2 separate regions of the Homo sapiens genome follow, and region 1 is linked to region 2. The links are chromatin contacts, found by Hi-C or POLR2A ChIA-PET in ENCODE. All regions are on one chromosome and are shown on one strand. The core of a region is the stretch at or near the end of the contact, and the rest is flanking DNA. Distances in the headings are between cores, read along the strand shown. Region 1 holds the start of INMT-MINDY4 (INMT-MINDY4 readthrough (NMD candidate)). Region 2 holds the start of ZNRF2 (zinc and ring finger 2).

Region 1 (3,556 bases), core at 673-3,172, 470 kb before region 2:
TGGTCCTATACCTGAAGGTCCTACTGTCCTGAAAATGTCAGAGACAACAAAGAGGCCAGGGAGACTTCTGAGAAAGAAGGTTGACTGGGAACCCCCTCCCCAACCTCTGCACCCCTACCTGTTTCCTTCCAGCTCACAGGCGAATTTCACCGCTGGGGTCCAGTCATAGGCCCCCGGCTCCTTCTTCAGCCACTTTTCCAGCTCCTCCCGGTTGCGGTCGGTAAAGTCGGAGAGAGTGATGTCTTGGAAGGAATCACAGGCAGCAAGAACTTGGTAGATGGTAGGACCTGAGCCAATGTCAATCAGCGTGTCCCCTTGGAGGCCTCCTGTGGGAGGGAAAGACTGGTAATGGATGGGTAAAAGAAACGAGACCCAAGGCAGACACAGGGATGAGGACACACACCCTGGTCTTACCCAAGGGGCAAACGTGCTTGGTGGTTATCACGGATTGGCAGCTCCCTGTAAGCCAAGCCTCATGCCAAATATTTTATATGTGTTAATTTCCATTTACACCTCAAAACTACCCTGTGTAGTGACTGCTATCACTATTTTCATTTTGCAGATTAGAAAACTGAGTCTGTAAAAGGTTAAACAATTAGCCCAATACCTTTCAGTCAAGAACATAAGCCAAGAGTATAATATTTCTGGGACAGAGAACAGAGGCCCAAGCCCTGCTCTGGGGAAGATTCGGGCTGGAGAGTTCAGAGAGGACATGCTGGGGTCAGTGGCCCTTTAAGTTTCAGGCTGACTGGGAGCTGGAAGCCTCCCCTGGAAGTCCAGCCCTTCCTGGATGGGTTTCTTGTTCCTTGGAGGAGGGAGGGGTGAAAGCATACAGGAATAGGAAGCCGGGGCTAAGGAGATGATCTGGGAAGATGGCCCCAGGAGTGAATCCAGGGTCACCTGGAAGCTGGAATGAAGCATGACTTCCAACATTCTGTCTGGAGCCCTGGCGTGGGGCCATCACTTGGCCTTCCAAGCTTGGTCACACCCAGTCCGGCTGTTCTCTGATTTCTGCCTCCCACACCGGCCTGCTCCTCCAGGCTCAGCAGCCTTTTAACCCCCTCTTATCCCACAGACCACCAGGAGACTCACCCTTACTGTTCCCCAGTCAAGTGCCTAAAGTGAGGACACGGCTGCTTGAGTTTAGAAGACACAATCAAATCATGGGGTCACCATGGGGAGGGCAGTGATCATCGGGAGACAGGCAGAAGTCACCATCCATCGTGCAGATGGCTCAGTTGAGGTCCTTGGGGTCTGAGCCCCTTGCTCAGGGTTGAGACCCCACCTAGCAATCCTTGTCCCAGGGCAGGGCTTTTCCAGGTCCTCATCACAGACACATCTAGGCTGCACACTCCGGGCACAGGCGATCCCGTCCCACTGCAACCCTGCTGTTTGCCCTTGGCCTTCTGGGGGCCCCAGAGGCCTGGCTGTGCAAGGTCAGGACTGAACTTGATGATGACCTGGAGAGCCTTTTCTGCTCCACCCCAAAGACCTAGGGGCTAATGGAGAGCAGTGTGGGAACTGCACGGGGCTGTGCTCTTCAGCTGGCACAGAGCTCCTGAGCCATGGGGAGACAGACTCAACCTCCAGCATAACAGCTGCCCAAAGAGAGGGGGCAGGGCCCCAGAAGCTCCCCCAGCCCATCCCCAAAAACCCCTAGAGGAGACCAGACTGCCCCCAGGACACCGTCTCCCCATCCCCATCCAGGTTCCTTGGAGAGAGGCTCAAGGGGAAGGGCCACCCTCTGCTCACCAGGGCCGAAGGTCTTGTGGAGACATTCCAAGTTAAACTTCAGCATCTCGGCCTCGGGTGAGGGGCTGCCATCGAAGCTGTAGTAAGTAGCCAAGTAGTCCCTGGGCAGGAAGTGCTTCTGGTACTCATCACCCCCAGTGAAGCCACCCTTCATGGTGTCCCTGAAATGTGCCCCCTCCTTGCTATCAGGTCTTATGAGGGCTCCAAGCTCTCCAGGCTCCACCCCCAGCATTCCAGCCTCATCCCATGGCTCCTCCCAAGTATGCCTTTCCTTGAGCTTCTCCTTCTAGGGGGATGCAGAAGGCAGTGCATGTCTCACCACCTCCCAGCCACACTGACACACCTGAGGTTTCCCCAACCCCAGAGCTATGACAGCTGGGGCTGCAGCCGCCCTGGCCCTGCTGCCTCTAGGGACCAACCCATGTCCGTCAAAGGCAATTGATGGTGCCCAGCCCTGGGTGCAACTCTCAGCCCTGGCAGCCACATGCTGCTCTGTGGCCTCCAAGTAGGTGTCAGACCTATGTTTCCCCACCTGCGTGCCCACTTCACTGACTGTAAGGACCAAAGTCACTCCTCTAAGTCACAGGTGTTGTGACCTGAGTGCACAGTGAGATCCCCATCTTGTCGCCTGGTGGTCACTGGGGCCCAGTGGCTCTCTCTAGGCCAGGCAGTGGGTGCAGCTTCATGCATCCCCCATCCCTGCTGGAGAACACAGTTCAGACCCCAGGAGGCAGAGCAGAATGGCTGACTTGGCATCACTGTGCAGGTCACTGGGAGAAGAGCAGAAATTGTCGTCAATCTCCATGAATGAGAACAAGGGCGCCCGGTCATAAAGCATAAACTGTCAGAGGGGTCCTGGCTTCCTGGCCACTGACTCACCTGGCTACTCCGGGTAAGACACTCCTGGCCTCAGTCTTCTCTTTGAAATGGGACTGGGTTGTAAAATCTCCCACAGACAGAAAAAAGCTCAGTCTCTGTTTTTGGCACTAGGAAATGGCTCTGACTTGGCCACAAACCGGACAGAAATGAATCCGCTACACTGGAGGTTCAGGCCTCTTGCCCTGAAAGTGGGAAGGACAGGAATGCCTTGTTCTGGCTTTAAGTAAACAAACAATTCTGAATCCACAGGGCCCAACAGATGGGTGATGCCACAGACGCAGGAACACCCAGCGGTCGTCAGGGCCTGGCTTCCAAGGGGCGGGTGCCTGGGCAGCCTCCAGGGAGGCCTGCGGCTGTCGTGCTGGCCTGCAAAAGGCATACAGAGCAGGCAGGAAACTGCAGGGCTCGCATTACATGATTGGAGGAGTGTGCAATAAAGGCACGGTGCTAACTAAGTTGTGGGCAGGGTGGAAGGAAGACATATGGTACCTCTATTAGTCAGGGTTCTTCAGAGAAAGAGAACCCAGCTTGTGTACACTGAGAGAATCAGATCTATTTTAAGTAATTGGCTTGTATAATTGTGGAGGCCAGTAAGTCCAAACTCTGAAGGGTGGGACCAGGAAAAGCCAATGTTGCAGTCCAAGTCCAAAGACCAGCTGCTGCCAGAATTCCCTCTTGCTCGGGGAAGGCCAGTCTTTTGTTCTACTTGGGCCATCAGCTGATTGGATGAGTCCCGCCCACATTATGGAGGGCGATCTTCTTTACTCAAAGTTTAAATGTGAATTTCATCCAAAAACACCCTTACACAAACAGCCAGGATCATGACTGACCACCTATTTGGGCACCATGACCTAGCCAAGTTGACTCATAGAAAGCACCATCACAGAACCTGAGGGCTAGCAGCATGGAGGAGCCATCATCCCAG
Region 2 (3,581 bases), core at 343-2,842:
GGTCTCCTCCTGACTTCCTGGTACTAAAAACCACAACCACAAGGGCTGTTTCGTCGGTTTGTTGTAAAACAACATTTGCTCCAGTCATCTCACTGGAAAATAGACTTTCTCTACTGGGCAGCCGCTGAGGTGAGGGTGCTCAGGATGTTTAAAAACAAAACCACGCGTCTATGCGGTAGCGGCACCGCCGGTGTTAAGCGCCGGGTTTCTTCCAGGATGGAGACCGACGCGGGCTGGTCCGGGAGGCAGCCCCCGGCGCCCCGGCAGAAGGAGAAAAGGAGAAGGGTAAAAATAGCCGGCGGCCACGGCCCACGTGCAGCCGCGGGAGGACCGAGCGCGGGTGCGCGGAGAGGGGTCCGTACCTCCAAACATGTGCGGCGAGAGGTGAGCTGGTAAGGAGCCGATCACCAGGCGCGGCCCGCCGGGGCTCCCGCCCACCGGCCGGTCCCGGCCGCCGCCGCCGTCCTCAGGGCTGCTGTGCACCGAGTCCTGCGAGCCGTACGGGCCGCTGCTGCTGTTCGGGATGCTGAAGGGGGACTGCGCCGCGCGGGCCCCCGACGCCACGCTCCCCACGGCCCCGCCGAGGGAGCGGCTGCGCGGGGCCGCCGGGGCTGCCGGGGCCGCCGCGGCCGCCGCGGCGCCGCCGGAGGCGCTGGGCTGGTGCGCGCTGGGCACCTGAGCCGGGAACCTCCCCGCGGCGGCGGCCCGAGCGCCCCCGCCGCCGCCCGCGGTCCCATTGGCGCCTCCGCTGCTACTGGAAGGTAGATCCGAGCCCGAGTACGCGCGCGTGCGGCCGTTAGCGGCGGCCGGGCCGCTCTGTTTGGCGCCCATGTCCGCCCTGCCCCGGGCCGGGCCCGCGCGCTGCGCCCCGAGAGCCGGGAGGGCGGGAGCGAGCGCGGGAGCTAGAGGGCAGGGCCCAGGCGCCGCGGCCGGCCCAGAGAGGCCCCCGCACGTCCAGGGCCGCCGCCCGGCGTCCAGAGGGGCAGTCGGCGCCCGGCGCGCTCTTCTTGGGGCGGCGGGCGAGGCCGACGGCCTGACGCGGGCGCGGGAGACGAGGAGACGCGGAGAGGAAGGGGTCCCGGCTGCAGGCACCCCTCGCTGGCTCCAGCAGGAAGGGGCGGCTCAAGTGGCCGTGCGGCTGCCGCTGGTTTCGGTTCTGGTGCGCCACGACGGGCCGCTACCGCTCTCTGCTGCCGCGCTCGGCGCCCCCGATCTCGGCACCGCCTCCTCTCGGGCGGCCGCTGCTACCGCCGCCATCCTCCGGCTCCCACGGCGGCTGGCGGCTGAGTGGGAGGCGCCCGCCCAGACTCCGCCGGGGCCACCTTCCCTCCTCCCCCAGCCACCCAGCTGTTATTAACGGAGAAAGAGGAAAAACGGGTGGCGCGCGAGGGGAGAACGAAAAATGGGAGGGAGAGGTGGCGCGCGCTTCCCGGCAACCGTCGCCTCGCTCCCCCTGCGAAGGAGGGGCCGGGCTGGCGGGAGGATCTGGGCCGCGAAGGCGGGGGGTGCGCAGATGGGGAGGAGGTTCCCCGGCCCCGCGCCGGAAGGCCGCGGAGCGGCGCGGCTGCAGGGTGCGCCCGGCCCGTGTGTTTGGGTCGCGCGCGTTGACCCCGCCCCCGCCCCCTCGTGCCGCCAGGCCGATTGGCTCCCGCCGGCCTTGCTCCGCCTCCCCCTTCCGCGACCTGCCTGCCCCTGCTCCGCCTCGCCAAGGTACTGCGGTGTGGTAGGTGCTGCCACTCGTGGACTCGGTGATGGACAGGTCTCTGGCCACGCCCTCCCAGCCAGGGCGCGCCCTTGTCTTCCTCGCGGGGCCTACGCCGATAGGAGGAACGGACACCGGGCGCCAACCAGAAGGCGGCCCCTCCTCCCGCACGTGGCCCGCCGACGCTGTAGGAGCCTGTGTCAGCTGCAGCTTTTCCTGGCAGGGGGCGTGAATGGCTGTGTCCTCTGCCCAGAGCCGTTTGGTTTCGGTGGGTGTTGGTGTTACACACTGATTAAAAAAAAAAACAGAAGCTCAAAAGCCAGCTTGATCTCAGACTTACTCATGAAACACCAACCTGGGAGGAAGCGCAGAGTTGGAAGAACTCGGGATAATCCAGGTTGACCCTCTGTGGTAGGGCAAATACTGTGGTGCCAGGAACGCTGCACCTGACTCACAAAACCTAGAATCTAGGCCCAACACCAAACTAAATTATCTGTAGTGAGCAAATTATTTTACTTTTTTGGACTTTAGGTTTATTTTTGTTTTTGTTTTTGAGACGGAGTCTCGCTCAGTCACCCAGGCTGGAGTGCAATGGTGTGATCTCGGCTCACTGCAACCTCCGCCTCCCGAGTTCGAGCGATTCTCCTGCCTCATCCTCCAGAGTAGCTGGGATTACAGGCACGTGCCACCACGCCTGGCTAATTTTTGTATTTTTAGTAGAGACGGTCTTTCACCATGTTGGCCAGGCTAGTCTTGAACTCCTGTCCTCAAGTGATCCACCTGCCTCGGCCTTCCAAAGTGCTGGGATTACAGGCGTGACGTACCGCACCAGGCCGACTTTAGGTTTCTTACCTGAACTGTTTGTGTTAAATCCTAGGGCACCTGCCTCTTTAAAATCCTATAACTTCTCTAAAATGTAATAAAATTCTCCTCAGTGCCTTCCTCAGTGTTGGTGTGGTCTCTTCACGGCAGAGCAGGGTCTGGATACCCAGGGAACAGCCTGCTCTGAGACTCCCATTATGAAAATGTCTAGTCTCTACTTGAAAATAATAATAGCAAGTGGTGTTTTATAAAACTACAGAAATACTTTGTCATCTTTTCACTATTTGCAATAAGTCATTTATGTAATGATTTTCATCACTCTTAGGGTATGGGAATCAAGTTTTTAAACAAATGGAGAATATATGTATACATATAAAGACGTGTATCTGTGTACACAAACACACATATATACATGGAAAAACAAAGGTACCCAGTGCTTTATATGCAGTATCATGTTAAGATATGGTCATCATTTTGGTTAAGTGCCCTCTCCTTATAGATGTTTCCTGCCACCTCCTCCCCCATCCCAGCATCACAGACTGACTTCAGTGTTCCCACTCAGTGCTGTACAATACCTCCTTCATAGCTCTGATCATGTTATTATTATTATTAGATATCTTGCTTGTCACTACTCAATTGGCTCCATGATAAACTTCATGTCTGTACCTCCAGTGTTTAACACAGTGTCTGGTCTTGCCATGGTGCAATAAATGTTTTGTGAATGAATGAATGAATGAGTGAGTGAATACATGTATCCTCACCAGTTGTACTAAAACGATTCTTTCTTGAATGTCACTCATTAACTTATCATGTTCTTATTCTCCTTGACATTTCGCTTGTGGTGGGTGCCCCTTCCACCTCCTCTCTGGTGAGCCTTGTTTCTTTCCCCACGAAGGTTCTGGAGATAAAATGCTGGCCTTCTATGTTCTTTCCTTGGCCTTCTTTCCTCTCTCCTCACCCCTCTCATCTCTCTCCAGTCACCAGCATGAAGCTGTCAATGTGTGTTATTGTCAACCAAACAGTTCTGACTTCGTTGAAAATGTGTCGCTTATTTATT

What was found. Hi-C counts contacts between places; a loop is a spot of excess contacts on that map. ChIA-PET counts read pairs that join two places held with the same protein, here RNA polymerase II (POLR2A). Pooled maps may share reads with other maps.
Region 1: a pooled map of posterior vena cava shows a loop between it and region 2 (7-fold over the local background). The contact joins the promoter of INMT-MINDY4 here to the promoter of ZNRF2 in region 2. A Hi-C loop is called at or near these places in 11 of 168 maps with a recorded cell type or tissue (A673, CD4-positive, alpha-beta T cell, CD8-positive, alpha-beta T cell and 8 more), 18 of 37 single-sample maps with no recorded cell type and 27 of 50 pooled maps. POLR2A ChIA-PET finds 5 or more read pairs at or near these places in 2 of 52 experiments (A673 and OCI-LY7).

The regions. Positions count from the first base shown.
Region 1 is chr7:30,750,501-30,754,056 of GRCh38, reverse strand. It overlaps INMT-MINDY4 (INMT-MINDY4 readthrough (NMD candidate)), which reads right to left and starts at 1,922. Exons shown (of 20, transcript NR_037598.1): 1 at 1,753-1,922; 2 at 119-323. It overlaps INMT (indolethylamine N-methyltransferase), which reads right to left and starts at 1,922. Exons shown (of 3, transcript NM_006774.5): 1 at 1,753-1,922; 2 at 119-326. The coding sequence starts at 1,906.
Region 2 is chr7:30,282,608-30,286,188 of GRCh38, reverse strand. It overlaps ZNRF2 (zinc and ring finger 2), which reads right to left and starts at 1,592. Exons shown (of 5, transcript NM_147128.4): 1 at 363-1,592. The coding sequence starts at 831. It overlaps LOC124901607 (a long non-coding RNA gene), which reads right to left. Exons shown (of 3, transcript XR_007060274.1): 3 at 1,935-1,990. It overlaps LOC105375218 (a long non-coding RNA gene), which reads left to right and starts at 104. Exons shown (of 4, transcript NR_136267.1): 1 at 104-129. RefSeq lists silencers at 347-476, 627-706, 787-1,176, 1,257-1,306, 1,317-1,746.